Linked DNA regions of Mus musculus: all the other regions are linked to region 1. Evidence: chromatin loops called from intact Hi-C (ENCODE). Cell type or tissue: left cerebral cortex. All regions are shown on one strand. Region 1 has its middle 41 kb from the start of Gm33811. Region 2 has its middle 340 kb from the start of Nova1. Region 3 holds the start of Gm33680 (a long non-coding RNA gene). Region 4 holds the start of Nova1 (NOVA alternative splicing regulator 1). Region 5 has its middle 130 kb from the start of Gm40416. Region 6 has its middle 120 kb from the start of Gm40416.

Region 1 (4,000 bases):
CGGAATGCTTAAGCTTACTTTGTCATCTTTCTTTGCCCTAAAAGTAATAGGGAAACATATATACTGCATCACAGGTCCCACTTAGCATTTTAGAGGAGCAAAAAAGTTAAAATCCAGCAAGCAAAATATATGTTATTTAAAAAGATTAATCTGCTGTTTACTTCTGCAACATCTATGCAATTAACTTTCTTATATGCTCATTAGTGTAGCCACACAGAGAAAGCAATTGTATAAATTTGCTTAAGTATTAAATGGAGCTCTTCCATTAACGTCTATAAAGTTTGGAGGAAGGTACTCTAATTTTTTGCATGAACTTTGCTTCTTACAGATTTGGCAGATGACTCTAAGGTGATGAAATGATAAAGTTCAAATTCATGGCCATTTTAAGGATTTTTCTAATTGAAAAGAGAAAATTGAGTAAAAGCAGTTTTATTGGTCACACCACAGACTGAGGAAAGCACATGATGTCTTGCATATTCAATAACATTCTGCAGATACTGAGGCTGTTCCCATCATGGCAGTTCAAGTTGCCGTTTAAGGGAAAGCAAAACGTAGTGTTTATTAAACACCTTTTTCTAATCAGCCATGGAATGGAAGAAAAGACCATTGTATTAATGAGATATTGAAAAACAAATGAATGTAGAAACAAATACCAATTTTTTCCCTCTAATAATCTTGTTGCTCTGTCCCAGAAGCTGTAGTCATTTGAGCACCAAATGAGCCTCTCTAGGATAAACAGCTTCTCTGTGTCCAACTGAATCTTCTGGTACATGAATCCACAGAATGGGAGTAATGTTAAGAAGGAATCAGAAAGGAATGAGTGTTTAATTTTATTCCAAAGACCAGAGACAGAGAGAGGAGAAAGAATACAGAAGAAGGATATAAAGGGTGCTGATGGTGTTGGGGGGGGGGGCAGGTATTCATCTGTCCTATGTAGTACTCATTATTGCCAAGAGAGCCTTGTGACTATGTGGTGAGACTCCATTTAGTATGCATGGCTATGCTGTCCCCAAGACAATAATGAAGAGGCATTTGCTTCAGCTTGCATATGACTTGACATGATCAGACACAGTTTCTTTAGTTGATTTTAAATCAGTTTCCTGAAGGTGGGGGTGGTATCACTCCATCTAAAGGAATAGGCAACGTTGTCTCCCCTTGGATAGTGAAACCAAAGTGTTTGTGACTATGTCTTTCTCTGCCACAGACACTGAAAATGGATCTTAAAATACCATCACAGCATTTCATGTGTGATGTATATAGACACAACCAGATGATTTATCTAGATAGAAATGACTTTCTCCTTCAATACTGAAACCTCCTCATATCTTATGAATTCACAATTATACCATAAGTCCTGTGTAGTCTGAGGTTAATGTTTACACATGATCTAAAGGAGAAACATATTCAATAATATTAAGTCACTAATGGCGTGCATTAATTTCATATACCAGTACAGTTCTATTGGCCATGAATGTACTCTTTACATCTCTCACTTAAAAGACCTTATGTGAAACTGTTCATCACGTCCTGAAGAGTGTGCAAGCCTCTACCTGGGGTATAGTGCCACTGTCCCTTAAAGGTCTTGCAATATAATTTGATAATTTAATGAAAACTGTCTAGCTATTCCACATTGTCTGTGTGAAAATAAGTAGTTTTACCTGTAGTAATCGATGAAAACTTTTCCCTCAATGTCTCCTGATAAGGAACTATACCAGTAGCTGGAGATTCAGTGGTCATCTTTCCTTCCTCATTTCTTCAGCAAGACCACTTAGGGCTCTTTAATGATCCGCTTTAGGGAACTTATGCTTATGAAAAACAACCCTGTCTGTTCTGTGCATTTAAAGTTTGTCTCCTGCCAGATTCTACTTGTTCTGAAAGCTGCCTGAGGTTTTTAACTACCTAGTACTGCCCCCATGTGGGCCACAGGAGACACTGGTACAAGAAGTTACCTCCATTCCATTTTCTACATCACCAGAGGAAAGTAAAAGACTTGGTTTTAGAAATAATTTCTTCCCTTCCCACTGATTTGAATTCCCACGTGAACTAGAACTGTTTTCTAGTCTCAAAGTGAATCCAAAAATGTAGCTAGATTGTATATACGGGGAAAAAAACAAAACAAAACAAAACAGGAGAGAGGATAGGAAAAAATCTAGGCCAGTGTTAACTCCCATATGGGATTCTTGATTTCTTTTTTCTACCCAGAAGGTCAAAGCCCTGCAGAATTGGTATGCAGATCACATCCACAGCAAGTGCAGTTCCAGACTAGGAGATGTGCTAATTGGCTCACCTGCCTGAAGAACCAGGGTACCAGTCAGCTGCCACGCAGTCTCTGAGGGAAGCAGGCTTAATGCAGGACAAAATGTTCTCGACACTGCACTGTCTCCCATGACTGTTTCTTGCAAGCAGTCTGGACAAATACAGTGGTGACTGGAGAAGGTTCATAATTATTCCCGGTTTATAGGCTAATATGTACATTAGGGATTTTGAATGCTATTTGATTCAGAAGAAATTAAAATTAAAGCCATCTACCCTTCAGGCTTTTTTTTTTTTTTAATTGTGTCTCTACAGTATTCCGAAGAGTATTTTGTATAGTATACTGCCTAAGAAGAACGTAGGTTTTTGGCAGCCATATTAACGCCCTTTGAGCTTGTTTCAGCATTAAAAACATGACTAAGGCTACGTCTCTCACTGGACAGTGCTGTACAAGAAACAGCCATGTTACAGATATGCATGTAATCCCTTCAACTACTGCCTCAGGAAAGCAACTCACTATTGCTTATTACCAAGACAGTTTCTGGAAATAAGGAATGTTTCTGAAAAGAAAGACAATCTCTAGTTAGCTAGCTATGGCTTTGTTCTAACCAGGATCGAGATTCTCGGGGCTCCCTTTGATAAGGAGCTTAGCTCTTTCTGAATCCTACAGTCAGAGGTAATGGGAACAGAAACAGATGACAGCTTTCCTCAGTTTGTTTATTAAACCCGATAACTTACCCTGGCTAATGAGGTAGAGGCTTTGCATGTTTCCCTTGCCTAATGTGACTCATTAAATGTACAATTATTAAATATCCTGATAATTGTGGTAGTCATGATAATGGAAATGATAGCCATGTGATGACATTGATGAAGGAAGAGAGCATTCTTAAGTAGAGATCTGGTTTGCTGAGGCAAATCCAAGAAAGTCAAGAATGTCCTTAGGAATGTACAGAATGTATACAACTAAGTATTCCTTTGTTATATAATTCTAATAAAATAAGATGTAATAACTGAGACCATCCGAATACACAAACAACAACAACAAATTCCTATGCAACAAGAACACCTTGGGTGACATCAGCTTGGGTTTCATCCTGAAACTAGCAGAGAAATAGTCTTAATGTTTTAATTCATGCTCTCTCTCTCTCTCTCTCTCTCTCTCTCTCTCTCACACACACACACACACACACACACACACACACACACACACACACGCACACACAGAGGTACACAGCTCTAAAAGTTTTATTTTAACTTTCTCTTTTATTTTCTCCAAGTTTGGAGCAGGATGAGAAGCAAGATGTGACCATGGAGGAGAATTTAAAGAAACTGGTAAATCTAACAAGAATATGATAATAATCAGTTTGATTCTTTGATAAGAATTTGAATAGTCAGCTCATCTTATCTCTAAGTTCTGCAAAATACTCAGAACTTTTCATGTCTGTCATGTCCCTCATTACAATTGAGCTTAATAAAATCAAAATAAACCTTTGATAAAAAGCAGGATTCACAGTTGTATTATACAGTATTCTTCTGTTTGCATCTGCTTGATCAGCAGTAGACATACCACAAATAAAAATACCTTTCACACAGATTCTATTTTCTCTAGACAGTAAGTCTATGTAGAAGAGAAAGAAATAGAGAGCAGGAAGGGAGAGACAAGGGAGGAAAGAGAGGATAAGACAAATGAAGAAATAATGTTTCTCTCAGATATATTCCATCATATCTTTTTCACAAGTTCATAAAT
Region 2 (4,000 bases), 1.2 Mb before region 1:
TATGATGTCTGCTACAACAAGGGTATGATTTAGAGTGTGGCTGGTGTGAGGCGCTGGTTCCCTAAAATAAACAAACAAATGGGGAGACTGACCCTTTCCCGGTCAGCCTCTGCTGCTCCTCGCAGCCGAGCTCACACCAAGTCCCTGCACTGCAGACAGTAAGCAGCAACATTATGAAGAAGTCTCCATTCAAAAATAGCAAGATAGAGGGTCACAGGGAGTGAGGGGGCGGGGCTGAAAGGGAGGGAATTCACATAATTATAACAAGAAGCCCAAACCCCAGCCTTTCAAATGCTGAGAAATTACCTCTGCCCAAGTGTGAGTTTATTTTAGCCATTTGTCTTTATACAATGTAACTCTTCTGGACTAAAACAGTCCCATATGGTTTCAAATCTGCCCTTGATTCCAAACAGCCCCCACACTGAGCTGTTTCAAAAATTTAAAGCCATCTGGTCACTAGGGATACAAGAGACCTTACAATGTCGCTTCTCCTACACTCTGTGGTTTTGTCAGCCAGAGAAAACCAGACACTCAGGCCCCTAGTAGTGAAGGGTAAAATTTCATGAAAAAAAATTCAGCTCTTGAAGAGAAAAATGGTCTAACCCAAGGTACTTACAGACAAGTAAATGAGAAGGGTTACATTCAGAATAAATACACATGCCCCTCCACTTATGAAAATTATATAACCTTACCTGCTACCATGCATTAGTGTGCTACAGAAAATATAAATCTCCAAATTCCAGATTGCATTCCAAAACAGAAATAAATCAAAGTGAGCTTGAATATTTTAACATTTTTTTTATAGTTTATAGTGAGAATAATGATTTTTGTTAGAAATTTGGCATTTTCTGTAAGTCATAAAACCTTTGAAGCATACATTCTGATCTTCGCAATAGGGTCTGTCACACAGCATCACCTCAGACATTGTCAAGGCACCATCTGGCATTCGTTAGACAGTAGTAGATGGAAGAGGTGTAGCCCTAGGACCTAATTCTTTAAAGTGCAGAAATCAGTATTTATCCTCGCATCCAGAATTATAATATACAGTTCCTATGTAAGGCTATATCTGAAGAAAATTACTTGAGATTTATGAATAAAGCCACTTGCTGGTTATATTTGGTAGGGGGACAAGAATGTTTGGGTATTAGATCCATATCCTTTCATACAATTGCAAATTTTGTTGTATTATGTTTTATTTTGTCATAAAACTTAGTAACTGTACTAAAAGTAAACTTCACATAGATTCCCAAATTGTCTTCACCCATTTCTCATCGATATATCAATGTACCTCCAAATATTCCCAGGCTCCTCCTAATATCTATCGTCCCATTATAAGTAACACCTCTTCTAGGTCTAGAGACACACTTAGCTCTGCTTCCTCATTGGATTGTTGAAGATAGCCTTTTCTACAGGAAGCTTTTTTGAGTCTTGAATAAAATTACTTTAGACACGTGAATATTTATGCTAAATATTTAGAAGCAGAGTCATTAGTAATGGGCAAACTATAATGAAATATAATTAACAGCATGAAAGCTTGTCTTCTTAGGTTTTGGCTTCTTTGAAACAAGACTTTACTATGTAGTCCAGTACCAGTACGAACCTGAATGAACTGTATACACAGGCTGGCCTAACACTCCTCATCACTCTTAATCTTCTTGCCTCAGTCTGCTAAATTCAGGTGTTCCACTAGGCCTTCTCAAAGTATATTTATCCTTAATGTTATCCTTAATGTCTTCTTGGCCAACAAGAGCGTGTATTTTTAGAGTCACCATTGGAAATTAAACTCCAGAGCACCCGGACTGCATAGCTCAACTGCATTATTCTATCCTCAGGATATACCTATGTTCATGAATGGCCTAGGAAATGAGGTGAGCACCAAGAACTGGGTTTGCCTTGGTTACTGCTCACTTTGTACTCTGGTATCCCTTACACACATGGGTTCTCCTGACTATAAGAAAATATGATTTAAGTATTTTCTGAGGACGAACAGTGAGGGATACTGGACTAGATAGGATAACTTCTCTTATTTCTTTATGTTTCTTATCTCCATACATCTATGTTTGACTTGGCATGGTCTCTGAGGACAGTGTGAAATGTATATTTCCTCACCTCTTTGATAACTGCATTGACCACATAATTTGGTTTTGATGGATGGAACATTATCAGAAATCTAAAACGAGAAAAATGTAAATATATTAATGGATTTTGGCTTTCTTGGCATTCTTCCCTTAAGCTTTAAGAATGTAACTTATGAGCAAGTGAAACATGTGAAGTAGATGAAATTGGAGCCAAAAGTTGTCAAATGAACAGCTTGAAACACTCAGTTTAGCACAGCATAGAACCACAACACCACATTTATTCCATAAATCTATTAAATAAAATCAGTTTATAATATATTGAAGGAAGAGATAGGAACAGTTGTTATACAACATTGTGGTGGGAGCAAACAAAATCTGTTGTCATCTAAAAACAAATATATTTAAAAGAACCCTTCATTTAACATCTTTTGAAAAGCAGTGTTTTGATTGTATTACAACACTAAACACTGCTATACTTGAATAAATACCAATAGAGTTGCTAAATTGATTAAAATTTGGTTTAATAAGCTACCTTAACACTAAAAATGCTACTGGTTATGTTTTGGTATTGCGGGGCTGATTGTTTATTTTTCATATGTAGTACAAGCTAGAGTCATTTGGAAAGAGTGAACCTCAACTGAGAACATATCTATGCCAAATTGACCTAGGGACAATTTGGCATAGGGTCACTTGACTGTTTATTGATTAATGATTGATATGGGAGGGCCTAGCCTGTTTGTGGAAAATTCTATCCTATGCCAGGTGGTCCTGGAAACTATATAAAAAAAAGTAAAATGAGCAACCAAGAGGAGCAAACCAGTATGCAGCACTTCTCAATAGCCTCTATGTCAGGTCCTGTTTTCAGGTTCTGGATTTGAGTCCCTTCCCTGATTTCCTTCAGAGATGGATGTTATAGCAATAGTAGAAAAGGGGGTAATCTGGAAAAGACTCATTTGAATAATTATGTATTATAAACTATATAACTTTGCATTAAAATGGAATCCATTTGCAATTGCATATTAATCCTATGAAAATCCTTTGCAAAATGAGGCAGATTCAGTCAGTATCTCTGTGTCTCTAGCCACACACATCATCTGAAAGAGATTTATTTATAAAAAAAACAACTAGTTTTCTATTCCCACTTTAGAGAATTAGCTACAGGTGATTAAGTATATCAAACAAACTTTAACAAACTATGAAAAGAAGCAGATATTTTTAACTCTGGCATAGATAAGTTTATGCAAGGTATTTAAAAGGTATAGTCTTATTAATTCTTGAATTCATTTCTGCTCAGGTTTTTTAATCTTTCATAACAGATTAAATATTAGTATCTTATGTTTTTATGACATTCTAATGTTCAGTTTTTACTAAAGTGAACATTTAACAACTGGGATTTCTTAAGAATGAAGGGGGTCTTTGGAGTCTACATTTTCTCAGCTATAGCATGCTGTCTCTATAAGGAAGGTAAACTCACTGTTTGACTAAGAAAATTTAGGCTAAATTCATTGACTAACATTAGGCTCACTAAGAAACAAGAAAATATTCGTACTCACACAGAGATATGATTTTGTTTTGTTCTTTGAATTTAACAATGAACTCTCATGATTATGTTCAACCAACTGCAATAGCTAACAATCTTATGGGACAAAGTAAGTACTGACAACCTGAGAGCGGCAACTTGGAGAAGGAGGGGTTAATTCTGACTCACCATATTAGTAGTAATAAAAAAAAGCCCATCACAGCAGGAGGCAGATGACCAGCTAGTTCATGTGCAGTGAGGAAGCTGAGAGCTACGACTGCTGGTGTTTAGCAGGCTTCCTCCATTTCCCCTTTTTTTAATAGTCTGAAAATCTAGCCGATGAGACAATGCTACCCATATACAGAGAAAAATCTTCCTTCCTTAGCTAAACCTCTCTGGAAAC
Region 3 (4,000 bases), 460 kb after region 1:
CTTAGTACTTCACACCCACGTGTTCTCAAAGGAGAGTCTGATGGCACAGACCATGCCACGTGTGAGAACCCACATCCTCCTTCACAGTTTTACAGAATCCAGCCCACTCTGAAGCCAGTCTACCACATCTTCCCACAGAGCTTGCTTCATAGAAAATGGCTTGTGGGTCAGGCTCAAACTCATTGTGAACTGAGGTTTCTCAAACTTTCTTCAGGAGAGTCAGTCTCAGATGCACTTTGTAGGTACTCTTTGTCCCAGGAGCTGAGCCCTGAAAACTGGAGGTCCTGAGCTAGGCATGACATGGATATTAAATAACCAGCTGTCCTCTGTACAAGGCTATATTTACTCTTTGTTCTCAGGCCTTTGTGAATCACCACACTAATAAACACTCTTCCAGTGCACTCAGCTACAGAATGGAGACCAGAATTAACTAGAAGCACTGTTTAGCTTCTTCCAAGACCTTAGAAACGTTTTCCCATAGATATATATGTATACATACATACGAAAGTATTCCATTCCACTGCTGTTTTAGTTTCAATACTTCAAATGAATGACATTTGGGGGACACATCGTACAGTCAGACAAATATTGTGGTAGCCACAAAGACAAATGTACCAGCAGCAGCAGTCATAGAGGGACAACCAAACAACTGTCTCTGGGCTAGTCTACCTTCAAGGACCTGAGACTGCACAACACAGACATAGATGTAGAAGCAGACAATGCCTCTGTATCTTCAGGACTCTATAAGGATGGCTTGTTTTACAATTTGATGGTGTGCACTACATTTTCAACAAGATAGTCAGATCAGCTTTTACAGTATGCATATATATGTTTCCTAATGGATAAGTACTATCCCCATTCACTATAAATAAGCCAATACACAATAGGAAAGGCAAGGCAAAAAAAATTAATTTTTTTAAAAAACGAGAAGGAGAGGAGATAGATTAACTATTCCCCCAGTTGGCTCTCTTTTCTCTTTGTTTGCTGCTGGGGCTGACAGCATGGAGCAAAGGAATGCCAGATGTAACTACAGCATAGAAAGCAGGCCTGGGAGCTGTCCAGCTCTTTACTCCCACAGACACAGTGCAGTCCCCAGAGCTGAGATTCCCTCTGAATCCAGGATTCAGCCAAATGTCTCTATGGCAAACCTGGGCTTCAGTTCCAGGACTGGAGCTTGGCCATCCTCCTAGTGCATTAGCAAGACTCTAACTGGAAGCAGCCCGTCAACAAGGCAGCATCAAGGCAGAGCTATGCTTCCTCCCAGCCAAGCAGTTAGAAATTTGGAAAAAAAAAAAATGGCTGAAGATTTAGGAAAACGTGAGAAGGATGAAAATAGTCAGAAACATAAAGGACTTCATAAAATAAAACATTGAGTGTTTCACAATGATATTCATAAATAAAAATTATACCCTCCCCAGAAGGAAGCAGCAGTCAGGATTCTAACATGCAGGTTACAACATAGGCGTTTTCTCCTCAGGCTTTCCTGTGACTTCTGAGTACAGGAATGGCGTAAAACTCTGCTTAACACTTGCTAGAGTGAGGCAGCCGGCCCTGTCTCTAAGCACTTTCAAAATCCAAAACCTGTGTTTACTTTGCAGGACTGTGTCTTTGAATGTGTGACAAGAGTCTTTGTTCTTTTCTATTTGGGTGCATCTTTTTAAAAATTAAATTCTAAATGTGTTTCCACCAGAGGGCAGTAAATAAGAAAACAAACAAACAAACAAATGGCTCTTTTCACTGAATACAAATTGCCTCCAAAATCAGATAAAAGCATTCCACTTCCCCACTCAGCGGTTTTGCGGGCTCTTCTGCTAAAAAGCCTTATTTTCTCACCTCTCCTGGATTTGTCTTCAGTAGTCTCTTTCCTCAGAACTCACAGCGTGGGTTATAGACACATCCCGGAAGGAATCTGGGAAACTGATTTTATAAAATGAGAAGCACTTCTTTCACCTTAGATGTGCTGTCCTGCCCATCCACACAGGGCCTACCTGGCTCTGAAATGGCTTCCCTGTTGGCCAAGGGACTTAGTAGGCTCCACTCACACTGCTTTTCATTGTTGTGAGGAGACACTGGCAAGAGGCTGCAGGAGCACTCTCACTCCTATGAATGCAGAGCAGGAGTATGGTAGGGAAAGGAAGAACAGCAATGCCATCCTGTGGTCATCCATGAGTCTCGCTGCCTATGATGGCCTCAAGCTCCCTGTGTGCTGCTGGGGCCTTGGGGAAGCTTAAGAAAGCCTCTGCAGGAAACAAACCATAGCAAAAACAAGCCGGGGCAGCAATCTGAGCTCCTTTTAACCTCACAGCCTACCTTCTCCGTTGAAAAACAAGAATAAAGGTGATGTGGTCCAGGAAGCTAATGTAGGGGAAACACTCAAGTATAAATTCTCCCCAGAAACACCTCGGCAGCTTTCATATACAAAATCTTGGGATCACCAGTACCTCTGGGTCCCACTGTTCAGGGATATGGCTCAAGATTGAATTTCCAAAATTATGCCGAGGCAATCTTCTGCTCTGGTTCTGATCTCAGGTAGGGACTGACTGCTAGGAATTAACTGTTTTAATTCCTTCTCTTCCCTTTCAGGCAGCATTGGAGCTGGTTCACAGATAAGAGTCCATGCTGTGGATCCTGTTACAGACTCCCATAATTCCATGCTAGCTAGCTGAGGCAATCCATTCCCTACACTCCATCTACTTCCTCCATAAATGGGATTGACACACAAGGCAGTAGCCCACAGCACCTGCTCCAGCTTCCAAGGCCTAGAACTCAGACAGTTATTATACCTGAGCACATGATGTTGTAAGGGCCCACGATTTGCCAAAGAATGATACCCTGGACTCAAATAGTATGTAACTGCAAAGAGTGTTCTGTTCTGCAGGAGTTCAGCATGCTGGGGTCTCCCATTACCAAGCTAGAAAGACAACCAAATGAGCTTGCAGGCCTGATTTAAAGAACATTAGGGGATTTCTGGGTTGGTGACCTTTGTCTTACTTCATCCTAGAGACATTCCATTTCCTAGGTATGAGGACTAGACACTGTTCCTGAAGAAGTAGCTGAGGAAGTCTGGAAACTGTTGCTGATCTTGCTTCAGGCCAGGTGGTGGGGCAGCTTCTGAGGCCTGGACTTGCGGACTTGTCCAGCTCTTGGAAACAGAGATTTAGGCCTGAACTGCCAATTTTAAGCCTGTCATGGAGTCAGCTCGTCTCAATGTTACCTGGCAGGGTGGCTCTGGGGGATCACAAGCAGCCTGGCTACATTCCAGTGACCCCAGACACATGCCAGTGACCCCTGCCTTCTGTGCTCTGGTAGTTCTCATTGCCTTTTCTGGCTCCAATAAAAGAGCAGAAGTATTTCCTCAGGATCTATCAGTGTCTGATCATGAACACTGTGTGTGTGTGTGTGTGTGTGTGTGTGTGTACACTAACATATATTAGCATAGGTTAATGTCAGATAGATAAATGATAAACAGACAGACAGATACGATTGCACTTTAAAAATATTCTATGCAAGTATTTGTTTCTCCAACTTAAAAAGCAAGGGCTCGTACATCCTCTGCAAAGTGTGCACATTGAGATGTCCCTACATGATAAATTGAACCACCAATCACCTACTCTTACCATTTCTGATGGCTACATCTATGTTTCTAAAGGTTCTCTCCAGAATTTGTGTCTTCACCAACACAGCAGATTGCCTTGATTTTCTAGTTTGACTTATACGACACCTGCAGATTTTACCCTATTAGGCCAAGGCCTGTCTCCTAAGTCTCTTAGTCCTATTTTGAATAGGTAGAGATCGTCAGGTATATCAAGAATACTCCTTGACTCCTTGCAAATACTACAAAGTAAGAAGCAAGCCTACATGTGCTGAGCTTCACAAACAGGCTGCTCTTTTTCATAAAGATCTGGCATATTGTTGTTTCCTTCCCCCACGTATATGTTCTTCCGAATTTCCTTTTATTTTTACTTTTCATTATATCAAGGTACTGAGCCCAAGTCTATCT
Region 4 (4,000 bases), 890 kb before region 1:
TTTAAGTGATGTTCTCCGGTAGGGAGTATAAAGAACGTTTTCATTCTAGAAACCTGGTGAATACGTGCCCGCCTTTGTATGTCTAAGAACATTTACCGTAAATATGACGTCTATGGATCGCGTGAGTCTAGAGAGTCCAACAAGTTGCAATCCTTGTTTTAAGCAGAAAAGAACCTGTCTCTAAATTTCTGCAGTCGGCGTTCAGAATGACATAGTGCCCAGTCTGAAAGATTCGGGGATTGAATTAGTAGTTTACTGGTTATTATTTTTAGGTGAGTTTGGATAAATAGTCTCTTCAAAATGATACAGCGTCGCAAGATGGGACAGTACTACTATAGACTGTACCGAATGCAATGGATAGTATGTAAAGTGGTAAACATTTAATGACTGACATAAGGGCTTTTTCCATGACACACTGTCAGAACAGCTTGATTGGGTTTGAAATCAGTTTTTCAGACTTTGGCTTTTCCACTAACCCGGATTCCTAGCATCAGGACTTAAAATACTAACTTGATGCATGACCTTGAACAAAATACCCTGAGTCACTTTCCTTATCTACAGAAGGACTGGACTAGATAACCTCTAGGGTCTTTTATAATGCTAGCTTAGCCACACTTCCCGCATCCCCCTCCCGCCCCCTCCAGTGTGGAAGGGCTGAGGATCAGGATCCTGAAACCGCCCGAAGCTATGTAAGTCGTGGGTGCCCAGATGCCTTCATCTGTGTTTCGTGCAGTGTGTGAAGCTGCGTACACCCTCAGCTGTTGCCTCTTCAGTTTGCCTCCCGGGTCCCTGTGGAGACCACATATCGCTTTATTTATTTATATCCTGGCTTGCTCCCGAAAGCACATAAGGCGCCAAGACACAGTAAGTCCCCGACAGTGTCACACGGTGCGAGAAAGAAATCCTCTGATGACATCTCCTTTAGAAAACCGCCTCCCAGAGATGCTAATGAATGCCTTTTGCCGAACTCTCCGGGTCCCAGCTGGGTTTCTGGTCTCCTGCCTGAGCCGTCCACCCCTCCCCGCGGTCACTCAGACGCCCTTCCCGGACTAGCCCAAACTGTCACCACCAAGTCCCAGCTGGACCAGGATCCCGCCCGGCTCCCTCGCTCGGCTGTCATTGGCTGCTGCTGCCGTCACTCCCCGCACGGCTCCGCCTCCCCGCCTAGCGCGTTTTGTGGACCCCTGGGTTTCCGCGGCAAGCCGCTGACGTTTGCCTGAGCGGCGTTGCCTGGGCCCCGCGACCTTTCACCCCGCCTCCCCGCGGGAGCGCCCCGGCCCGCTCCGCGCCCCCGCCAAGCCCGCGCGCCCCCGCCAAGCCCGCGCGCGCCCGCCGCCCCGCAGGCGGAGACTCCGGCGCGGAGGCCGGCCCCGCGCGGCGCGTGTGGGAGTCGCGGCCCCTCGCGGCCCCCGCCCGCCGCCCCCCACGCGCGGGAGACACGATGAGCGCGGGCGGGCGGCAGCGGCGCGGAGCAGCGCAGGCGGCACACGCGCCCAGGCAGCGGCGGCGGCGGCAGCAGCGGGAGCGAGCGCCGCGTTAGCCGGGTCCGCCGCTCCGGCCGCCCGCGGCCGCTCCTCCTCCCGCTCATTCACTCGCCCTCCTCCCGGCCGCCCGCGCCTCCTCCGCTCATTCACTCCCGCTCTGCCCGCCGCTTTCTTCTCCTTCTTCACCCTCCGGCTCCCACACCCCCTCCATTCCCGCTCCTAGCCGACACTGCACTGCAGCTGCTCCGCGCCCTGCCCCCTCCCCAGTGAGCACATCAGCCACACTGCTCGCCGCCTCAGACTGCTATTGATCCGATTAAAGAAAAAAAAAAAAAAAAAAAGAAAAAAAAAAAAAAAACCTTAGCAACCCCAAACGAGAAAAAAAAAAAAAAAAGCCAAAACAAAAGGGAGCCGCTTCTCCCGGTGCAGCGGCAGGAACTGCAAGCATGATGGCGGCAGCTCCCATTCAGCAGAACGGGACCCATACGGGGGTTCCCATAGATCTGGACCCGCCGGACTCGCGGAAAAGGCCGCTTGAAGCGCCCCCTGAAGCCGGCAGCACCAAGAGGACCAACACGGGCGGTGGGTATCGCTTCCGCCTCCCGCCCCGTCCCCGCCGCCCTCCCGCGCCGTGGCCGCTGCCGCCGGCCGTCCCGCGCCCCCTCCCCTGCACCTGCCCCGGCCCCGTCTCATCAAGATGGCGACCCGGGGTTCTGAGCCGACCCGCTCGCCCCAGCCGGTGCTGGCCCCGGCGACAGGGTCCGCTCCCAGGGCCGCCCCCCGCGAGAGGTGATGGCCGCCTGAAGATGCGCGCTGCATTTAACAGTCTGATCAAATAAATAAATAAATGGCACTTGGGTAGCGGCTTGCAGATGCTGGGGGCACCGGAGACTTTTGCCTCTGTTCATCCCCTTGCTCTGGGCCACAAGTAGTATGCAAAATCTTGATGAGTGCATGCCCTGAGCGCACTTACATGGTCGGTACAAATATCGCATTGATTTGTCTTCAAGGGTATGCATACGAGGGGGGTGTCTGGTACGGTGACTTGTTAGTTAACATCCTGCGCTTCCTCGGAAGATGAGTTATAACGGGACCGCTATCGCTTCTTCATTTGCACTGGAGTCATCTTAACAATGCATCCAATGCATCGAAGCAGAGGTGAATTTATCTCCAGCATATACATTAGAAATGGATGGGGGTCTTGTGAGTGGCACATCGCAAAAAATTCGGAATACTCGTTCCCAGTAAAGAGCTGGATTTACCGCGAAGTTTCCTATTTAAGACGTGATCAGGTTGACGGAAACTAAAGTTTATGGAGTTGGCTTTATTTTCTGAAACATTTCATTTTTCTTTTTTTTTTTTCACGGCTCATCGAACCTCCCCCCGCCCCCGTCTCCGTTTTATGGTTCTTTTGGAGATGGAGCGTTATCTATTTGGTGACTTTGGAGTGTATTTAGAATAAATAACTCGTAAGCTTTTTAGTATTGGCAAGATTCTTCTTAAGGTCTTTTAATTAATGAGCTTAGCCGAGATCATAGTAGACTTAGAAGTGCCGCGGAAATACATCGGGATTACTTAGATTCTCAGTCCACCACATTGACGCTTTTTTTCCCCTTGGCAGTTTCTCACGGCTTGGAATACTCCCTACAGTTTGGGTGGACTATTTTGCAGGAAGATGGTTGTTTTGTATACTTAAAGTCGGATATAGCCAGTGATTAATTGCAGTCTTTTATGTTTGCTATGACAGACAAATTTAGCGGATCACTACTTACAGTGTTGGATTTTTTTTCATCTTCAGTATGTTAAGTGAAGGTTTGTCATGTTCTAAATCTCTGAAGTTTTGTTAAAGGGTCAGTTTCTTTCATTTTGCCATGGTAACCACAGAATTGGAAGACTTTCATGTTTGGAGTAACAACTGGAATTTACTCCCCAGTCTCTATCGTACTGCAAATTGTTAGAACGTGTGAATCCCGAAAACTGGGGAAGATTTTGTAAATGCTTGTTTTTCAGTGTAATTGGTGGTTTTCATTCCTTAAGCATTTTAAAGTGCTGTTTTCTGCAATTCTACGTCCATTGGTTTAGTTGATGTTTTCTCTCTGGAGGGTGGGTTGGGGATTCAAAGTTTAAAATGATCATGTTAATCAAATGTATTTCTTTACATTTTTCAGAAGACGGCCAGTACTTTCTAAAGGTTCTCATACCTAGTTATGCTGCTGGATCTATAATTGGGAAGGGAGGACAGACAATTGTTCAGTTGCAAAAAGAAACTGGAGCCACTATCAAGCTGTCTAAATCCAAAGATTTTTATCCAGGTAGGTGAAATGGTAAAGAAATTGTTTGACTAATTTCCCAAGGAAAAACACCAAATATCTACATGTGCTGTGTGTTGTCTTAAAAAAAATTTTTTTAAATGATGAAGATCTGAGTGTTACATTAGCATACATTGTGGAATTTCTTTAAGCGTATTTCCATTGTTGTTCATGTTTTTCCCTCCCATTAATTGATATACTGTGTAT
Region 5 (4,000 bases), 400 kb before region 1:
ATAAGTTTTTTCTTGGAGTTTGAGACAGGGCAAAAAAGTAAGAAATCGTATCATATGTGGAATAAGTATAGATATACTAAGCTAAAAAGGGATAGTATTTAAAGAAAGACAGTACTCAAATAGGTTTTTTATGACAGTTGATGTTTGTATAATATCTATGTTGTAAATTTTTAACTCTAAGAAGGCATTTATTAAAAATAATGGCATCAGTTCTAAATATTTGAGTGTAATTTTCTATTTATTTATAAGAACCACATGAAAGTGACAGTTATCCAATGCAGACTATTGCCATTGCTCATGGTTACCTGGCAAAACTTGATGGTATGACAGAACTTGGAGAAATCAAGCGAGAACTGACCTAAAAGCTTCCTCTATGGTAGCTAGTTTTCATGGTGGAAGAATATGGTATGTAGCGTCTGGAGGAAAAAAGTCAACAATAATGTTATCTATCTGTGAATGATGGGAGCTATAATAATTCCTGGCACATGCATACAATAGGGGCATGGATGTTATAGAGATGAACTGTTTTTCTAATTATATTTAAGCCCACATAAATGTATGTTGCCTTATGAACAGTTTGAAATACTACATATTGGACACCATCCCATGTAGACATGTAAACAAAATTTCCTATTTTTTCTTCCTTGGTTATATGTGACTACATTTTATTTACTCTTGCTGATTGGCAGCTTAATGTTTTTAATTTTTGGCTATTTTAAAATACAAGGAGGAATCTCACCCCAGGTAATGAAAATATGGCCAAGATACCTGTTTCTAGGGAGCTCTTAGATTTTAAGGATAAATGTACTATTACTAATTTGCTAAGCTTACTTAATATGTATCTGCTTTCTAAATGTTTGTCTTCATACTCATAGATTAGTACATCATTCAACCCTCGTCATAAAGCATGGTTTTATGGTGGCTTTTTGTGGTGGCTGGCTATATTTCTGAGAACAAATATCTATGGACTACTCAGCCATGAGTGAAACATAAATATTACACTGCTTTTCTGCATGGCTCAGGGAACGTCATAAAAGAGGGAGCAGAAAATTGGTAATAGTCGGAGTGAAAGGACTGGCACAAAACAGTGTCTTGTGCATGTTGCAGGGTGATCACACTAATGAACTCAGAACAGCTGTAGTTATACCTGCAAAAGAGTTGTACACAGTCAGGCCAGTTAACATTCCATAATGGAAGGGGAGAGTTAAACAAGCCATCAAAACAAGCTGAGGGACTACTGAGACAGGATGGCTACTAGAGGAGGGAGAGTCAGTTTTCTTTAGAGATGGTCTCAGGCAAATTTATCATGATCCAGAGAGCATCTAAACACTTATAGGCATGTGAACATCATTAATTGGACTTAGTGGGTTATAAAGAATAATCAAAGAAGGAAGTTGTGAAATTGGGAGGGGTACACAAGGATTGGGATGAGTTGGGGGATGGAAATGGGTTATCAATATGACGAATAATCACTGTAGGCATGTATGAAACTTCCAATGAGTAAATATAGCAGTTTACTGTAGACCAACCCCACTTGGTGGCAAAATAATACTGTATTTCTGCAAGGAAAAGGAAAAGGAAAAGGAGTGCTGAGTAGCTTCCTTTCCTAGTGGCTGAAAGTACATTCTACACCCAACTGACTTCTCTAGGTTCTGATTGCACAGATACAGAATTTTTCTGTCCATCTAATCCTAGCAAATATGAAAAGAAGTTGTATCTAAAAGGGACAGAGGTTAGGAAAAGCTTATTTTTCATGAACTATACTTATTTTTAGAGATTTATTTTGTTTTCATTCCAACATTATACATTGTATTCTAGTGGTGCATCTGTAACTCTTGGGTAGGTTTATCTTGCTTATACATCTGCTTCTTCCCACTGGCTTCGCAGCCAACCCAAGCTATGGCCACCCACATCCACACTTGTCTTCATTCTCACCCTTTTGAATGTGTAATGCCTTTCAATTTTGAGCATATGGAAACCATTCTGCTAGCTCATCTTCCCCTACCATGATGTGGTATTGTATATAATTCCTTTCATCAAGGGCTCTCCTCCTCCTTTCTCTGAATCCACTTTCAGAGGACTCAATGAATGGCATAGGTAGTTGGGTAGCATATGGTATCTGGTTTTCATATAATCAGTAACAACCCTAGAATCTAGTTCACTGCCTGTATAATGAGCACAGTCAGAAAATATTATTTAGAGAAGTGAAGCAAAAAATTCCAGAAAAGCAGATTTTCGATAAAGACATCTTTGTTAACAGAACAAACCAACACAAAAACAGACTTTTTCAAAGATACCGTTTTGTGTGATAAACTTGAGTTTATTACTAGTTTTTTTTAAATAGATAGGCAATTAGTCTAAATATACTTATATTTTTTCAAACCTTAAGTCTAAAATTACTGGATCTGTTTATGACTGAAGTTTAGTCATATGTCTTCATTGCTTATGAAGTTGACTTGTTTATATTGGAAAATGATTTACTGTTTATGTTAGGTATTAGACCTGTATCAAAATAACCTTGCCTTTATAAAAGTAAACTGTTTAAATCATCAACTAACTTTTACTTGTTTGGGTTCTTTGAAGGAACTGAGACAAAGAGATATAGGATTAGAGACCTCTTGCACAAGGCCCTCAAGATTACAAAAAGGAAAGAGTTTAATGCCTTCATCAAGGCTGTAGTGAGGAGAAAGAGAAATGACACCATCAAAGCAGGAACTCTAGGAAGAAAGGTTGCTCTAAAAGACATGGTTTTGCTTTCAGAGATTATTCTGAGAAAAAGGAAAGGTGTTAAAAAAGGTAAAATATTAAAGACTGATCTTGTGGCTCTTAACAAAATTGTAAGACGAACCATGGCTCCTGGCATATATACAGCAGAGCACTGCTTTGTCTGGCCACTGAGGGAGACAAAGTGTCAAATCCTGTAGAGACTTAATGCCCAAGGGAAGGGGGAGGTGTATTAGGGGGCTGGGTGAAGGGGTGGGAGGGTAATGTGGGGATGGGTGATTGGGTCTTTAAGGGGGAACACCTTTTCAGAGGCAAAGGGGAAGGAGCATGAAATGAAGAACTCAGGGTGGGGGGGGTGCAGGTCTGGGAAGAGGACAACATTTGGAATGTAAATAAAGTAATATTTTTGGAAAAGAAAAGAAAACTAACTTTATTGGCTGGTTTTGTGTGTCAGCTTGACACAATCTAGAGTCACCACAGAGAAAGGAGCCTCAGTTGAGGAAATGCTTCCATGAGATCCAGCTATAGGGTATTTTCTCAATTAGTGATTAATGGGGGAGGCCCAGTCCATCATGGGTGGTGCAATCCCTGGACTTGTAGTCCTGGGTTCTACCATAAGGAAAGCTGGGGAAAACCAACGGAAGCAAGCCAGTAAGCAGCATCCCTTCATGGCATCTGCCTCAGCTCCTGCCTCCAGGTTCCATCTCTGCTTGAGTTCCTGCCCTGACTTTCTCCAGTGATGGACTATGATCTGGACGTTTAAGCGAAATAAACCCTTTCTTCCCTAGCCCCTGAAAATATTAACCTGGTATAACTTGAGACAGAAGAATCAACACAATCTGTTGTGTGTCTAGGAAGAAATAAAACAAAACAATGACTTGCTGAAACCAGATTTCTGTCATAGTTACTTTTCTACTGCCACGATAAACACCTTGACCAAGCCAATTTATTAAATTAAGGGTTTAATTTGGGGCATATGTTTCTGAGGGTTAGTGAGCATGACTCTCTCATCTTGGTGAGGTGGGGGACACATGGCAGCAGACAGGCATGGTTCTGCTGAAAACTTACATCTGCTGCACAAGCAAGAAGCTGAGGGAGAGAAAGCTAACTGGTATGGACATAAGCTTTTGTACACATCTAATGCAAAAACAAAGTGCTCAGGGCAGAGCACATCCTTTGAAACGGGTAGCAGCTATAATTAATTCCATTTTGCCTCTATGGCAATTACATCTAGAAAAATTATTCTATCTATCTATCTATCTATCTATCTATCTAT
Region 6 (4,000 bases), 390 kb before region 1:
ACCATATCATATGTGCATATGAAATCTTCAAACAAAAATAAATTGAAAGGTTGAATAATTGAGGTATGTTTTTCTATTTTCCTTCTCTTGCACCCCGACTGTCCAATAATGAATGAATTGTTAGCTTTCATAGAATGACTAAGAACATAGCATGTTTCATTTTACTCATATCAGTTGTGAATTTCAATGTATTTACTATTTAATGTATTTAATTTGGAAAGGAATGAAATCAAACATGGTTTCACTATTGGAGGTAGCATAATAAACTGATCTATAAAATGTAAACTCATTTATTTTCTTTGTTTTTCTTTTTACATATTTTTCTAAATGTTACCATTTTCAGTAACAGAGCTTAGAAATGTTTCTTCATGGATTTGTTCCATATATTCATTTTTTATCTTCTATTACCAGAAAAATAACAATAAAGATGTTCAAAAAGTTGGACTTCTTACAGTGCTACTGACATTGCATGTGGAACAATGCCCTGAACATGAAACTTCTCTGAATTTCCATTGTACCTTTTGCTGGGGCTGTTAATGGAGTTTACCTCCATAAAAGGGCAGGGTAAGACAAGTTACACCAAGGTCTTTGATGAGTAGATTGAGGAGAAAAGAGTAGATATTCTCAATCAAACACAAAAGCAAGTTATGCAGTGACCCCCCCCCCCCCCCCCGCCCCAGGCGTGTGCCTGTGAGGATTTCTCCTTTTCACTTTGAGTAACAAAGACGGGAAATCACTTTTGCTATAATTTTGCCATGATAGCTAAGCTACTATTTGCTGTATAAAATGAAACAATTTTTGGATCGTGTTGTTTGTTAGCAAACTCTTCTTCCAAGGTCTGCATCTTGTCAAAGATGGGTTCTTCTCAACAGCTTTGAGTTGATACTACCAAAAGCTGTCATAGAAAACAGAACACACATAATGAATTTTCTAGTTTCTCTATTCTCTTCATAAAGCGAGGTAGGTAGATGGTGTACAGTGTTAGGCATTAATCTCCTGCTTCATATTAAAGATCTCAAAGGGATAGGGCTGTGGTATAAAACCGGCAGTATTCATTCAGTAGCCTCTGCAGAATAAAGCCAGTGCAAATCAAACTGCACATTTTCAGTATCTTGAAAACGCAAATCTGCAAAGACCATTCACCTAGACTTCAGTATTCACTGTCAGCAGCCCTGCTTGCTACTCTTAAGAACCAAAACCAGCCTTCAATTAAATACCTAACCTGTGGGGGTGAGAGAGTTGGGTGATAAATGTACTCTCACTTCTAGCAACTAATGGATCTTTTTTTCCTCCCCCAAAGAAAGAGAAACAGAGCAAATCTCCAAGGCTGAGCTTTTGGAGGTGGGTGAAATTTCTTCCTAACACTACACCTAATTATCTGTGTGTACCATCAGCAGAGATTCTCAAGGTAGTGCTTATTGAAACTGACCTGGTGGGCATGCCGGGTCTTAAGGATGAATGAAAAATAACTCTGCTGAACGCTGCTGAATATGTGATAATGTAATTAGTATTCCTGCCAACAGAATTGAAAATGAGATGTTGCATCTCTAGGGACTTTTACAAGTCTCTGTAAATAGTTTTTCTTAAAATATACAAGATACATATGGGCTAAGCAAAAAGGTTCACTCTAAATTAAAATGCTATTATGCTACAGATGATGTAGGTGAAGGGCTTACCAAATCTTCACTTGCAGATTGACAAGGCAAAGCTATCATTTACATATTCCTTAAGTATATTGAGCCCCAAAGGCATTTGGGTTCTTCAAAGAAAAATAAAAGCCATTTGGGTTAGAAATAACACACTAGAGGAATATAATAAAAAACCATGGCTAGTATCTCCATGACTCTAAAAATAAAAGTTAACATTTATGTGATAAAGGAAAAGGAATTCTTGGGGATAAGTTACTTTCTTTCACATTTCAAAATCATGATTTTTTTTTAAAAAGGATGGTGTTTCAAAATTATGGAAGAATGCTGCCTCGATTTGTTTAAAAGATTAAGTCATTTACTGTATTGGCACCAAATCAAGTGAATCTAATCAGTTTTCCCTTGGATATGTTGGTAACTTAGAATTTAAATGTTAATGAGTTCCATTCGGATTATTTACATACAGGTGCATAGGAAATAATCCAGTGGGTTGTTGCCCAATATCTGCAAGCTAAAACTGCACAGACAAGAATTTTATGTTTTTCTTTCTCCCTGAGCATTTGTAAAGGATGAGTGAGCTTCCTTCAGTCTCAGCAGGACTTCCTCTGTCTGGTTGGGTTTCAACACAAAATGATTTCCTCCTCAGAAACAAGCATACAATGCCAGGCCATCTCTTACTGCAACTAGGAATAGAGCTGTATGTTCGTGGCTAAAGTTTCAAGTCAGGAAAATATCTCAAAAGCCTACACTTAGTGGTGTGACTACAAACTGAAATGCATGGAGCTGCAGGTCCGCAGCACCTCAAGAATTTTGCTCGTTGCCACTAAAAAACTGTGTAGCTCCAGAAGCTTCAGTTTTGACCTGTTTAATAATAATAATAATAATAATAATAATAATAATAATAATAATAATAATAATGATAATAATAATAATGTAGTTGGAACCAATTTCTTTTTCATGTATCCAAGTCTGCTGTAGGCTGACTAGTTGCCCACTGCTGTAGACCTGTAGAAGGGAAGCTGAATATGCAATATTGCCATGAAGATTATTTTCAAGTTGACGTCAATGGAAAAGCAATATATGTATATACTATTTACAGAGACTTGTAAAAGTCCCTAGAGATGCAACATCTCATTTTCAATTCTGTTGACAGGAATACTAATTACATTATCACATATTCAGCAGCATTCAGCAGAGTTATTTTTCATTCATATATATATATATTTAAATATATTTTTCATTCATATATATATATTTAAATATATATAAATATATATATTTAAATTTCCCTTTCCACTGGTTGCCTAAAAGCAGGATAGAAATTTAGAACCCTTCATTGTTGATGATGAAGGGCAGAGCCGATTCCTGAAGATTCTTTGTAATCTGCTCATTTTGGAAATGACTCCAGAAGAATCTACTAATGGACTTTACTAACTAGCCATATCTACCATGAAGCTCTGCATTGATCTCCTGAAACTTCTTGTCTCTTGAGACAAAGCATCTTTTTTTTTAATTGGTTCTGTGACATTTCTGAAAATCTTTTGTGGGTATCATGCCATACATAGAGAAATACACCTTCCCTGAGGAGCACACATGTGTCAGATGTGTGCTATTATGTATGACAATAAGCTTTCTTGGTTGTTCTCTTGGTTATGTTTGCTACAAAAAGCATAGAAGGTGCTATGATCTACTTACATTCCCTCTGGATCCAGGTAATGCCAATGAGATGCTATTAACCAACAAGGCCAATAAGAAGCTAGGAGGAACAGGACTTGGTGGATCATGCTTATGATCTCAGCACTTGGGAGGCTAGAACAGGAGGGTTGTCATGGACTTGCGGTCATCATGACTGACATAGTGGATTTCAGGCCAGCTTGGCCTACAGAATGAGTTACTCTTTTGAAAACCAAAACGTATAAATAAATGAAGGTTTCATGCTATGTCTAGCTAGCTTTTTCTTGTGCTTTCTCTCATATTTTTTTTTTCTTCTGCCCTTTGAAAATCTCCATCTGCCCTGACCTTCTTTTTGGTGCTCCTGGCTTAGACATTTCTTCCTTTTATTTACTTTTTTGTTTGTTTTTTGAGACAGAGTTCTTTAGCCCAGGCTCTCCTGAAACTCACTGTACCACTGAACATGTCCTTGAAATTCTCATCCTTCTGGCTGACCTTGCCAGTGCTGAGGTTAGAGGCATGCAGCAGTATATCCAGCTGCAAATACTTCTTCAACACATCAGCTTCCCCTTTTAAAGAGTGAATAGACACTATTTATCAAACAGTTATAATGGAACAGATGCTAAAATGGGGTCTTTCTATGCATACATCTCTCTGTGGTGATATGCCTATAGCCCTAATAC

What was found. Hi-C counts contacts between places; a loop is a spot of excess contacts. Peaks named below come from ENCODE experiments on the same cell type or tissue, not always from the same donor. Only the 100,000 strongest peaks of a DNase experiment are listed, where the experiment ranks them.
Region 2: a loop joins it to region 1, with 5 times the contacts of the local background. A loop is called at or near these places in 2 of 42 quality-filtered maps.
Region 3: it touches region 1 in a loop (6-fold over the local background); 4 of 42 quality-filtered maps call a loop at or near these places.
Region 4: it touches region 1 in a loop (6-fold over the local background); 7 of 42 quality-filtered maps call a loop at or near these places.
Region 5: it touches region 1 in a loop (4-fold over the local background); 5 of 42 quality-filtered maps call a loop at or near these places.
Region 6: it touches region 1 in a loop (2.9-fold over the local background); 5 of 42 quality-filtered maps call a loop at or near these places.

Annotation. Positions count from the first base shown.
Region 1 is chr12:45,927,861-45,931,860 of GRCm38, reverse strand. No RefSeq gene overlaps it. Among named protein-coding and RNA genes, the nearest start is that of Gm33811, 41 kb to the left of the region's middle. In left cerebral cortex, a CTCF peak has its summit at 1,919 (motif pointing left); DNase peaks (open chromatin) are centred at 1,087, 1,894 and 2,227; H3K27ac peaks cover 134 bases.
Region 2 is chr12:47,159,145-47,163,144 of GRCm38, reverse strand. No RefSeq gene overlaps it. Among named protein-coding and RNA genes, the nearest start is that of Nova1, 340 kb to the right of the region's middle. In left cerebral cortex, no CTCF peak of the experiment used is centred here; DNase peaks (open chromatin) are centred at 395 and 1,844; H3K27ac peaks cover 269 bases.
Region 3 is chr12:45,464,357-45,468,356 of GRCm38, reverse strand. It overlaps Gm33680 (a long non-coding RNA gene), which reads right to left and starts at 2,075. Exons shown (of 5, transcript XR_381572.3): 1 at 1,989-2,075; 2 at 1,834-1,917. In left cerebral cortex, a CTCF peak has its summit at 2,155 (motif pointing left); DNase peaks (open chromatin) are centred at 605, 1,109, 1,545, 2,102 and 1 more place; H3K4me3 peaks cover 644 bases; H3K27ac peaks cover 1,002 bases.
Region 4 is chr12:46,816,682-46,820,681 of GRCm38, reverse strand. Nova1 (NOVA alternative splicing regulator 1) reads left to right here and starts at 1,915. Exons shown (of 5, transcript NM_021361.2): 1 at 1,915-2,066; 2 at 3,653-3,796. The coding sequence starts at 1,931. In left cerebral cortex, a CTCF peak has its summit at 1,971; DNase peaks (open chromatin) are centred at 1,655, 1,950, 2,330, 3,221 and 1 more place; H3K4me3 peaks cover 3,517 bases; H3K27ac peaks cover 2,133 bases.
Region 5 is chr12:46,331,508-46,335,507 of GRCm38, reverse strand. No RefSeq gene overlaps it. Among named protein-coding and RNA genes, the nearest start is that of Gm40416, 130 kb to the right of the region's middle. In left cerebral cortex, a CTCF peak has its summit at 1,607; a DNase peak (open chromatin) is centred at 1,946; H3K27ac peaks cover 569 bases.
Region 6 is chr12:46,321,726-46,325,725 of GRCm38, reverse strand. No RefSeq gene overlaps it. Among named protein-coding and RNA genes, the nearest start is that of Gm40416, 120 kb to the right of the region's middle. In left cerebral cortex, no CTCF peak of the experiment used is centred here; DNase peaks (open chromatin) are centred at 1,413 and 2,249; H3K27ac peaks cover 568 bases.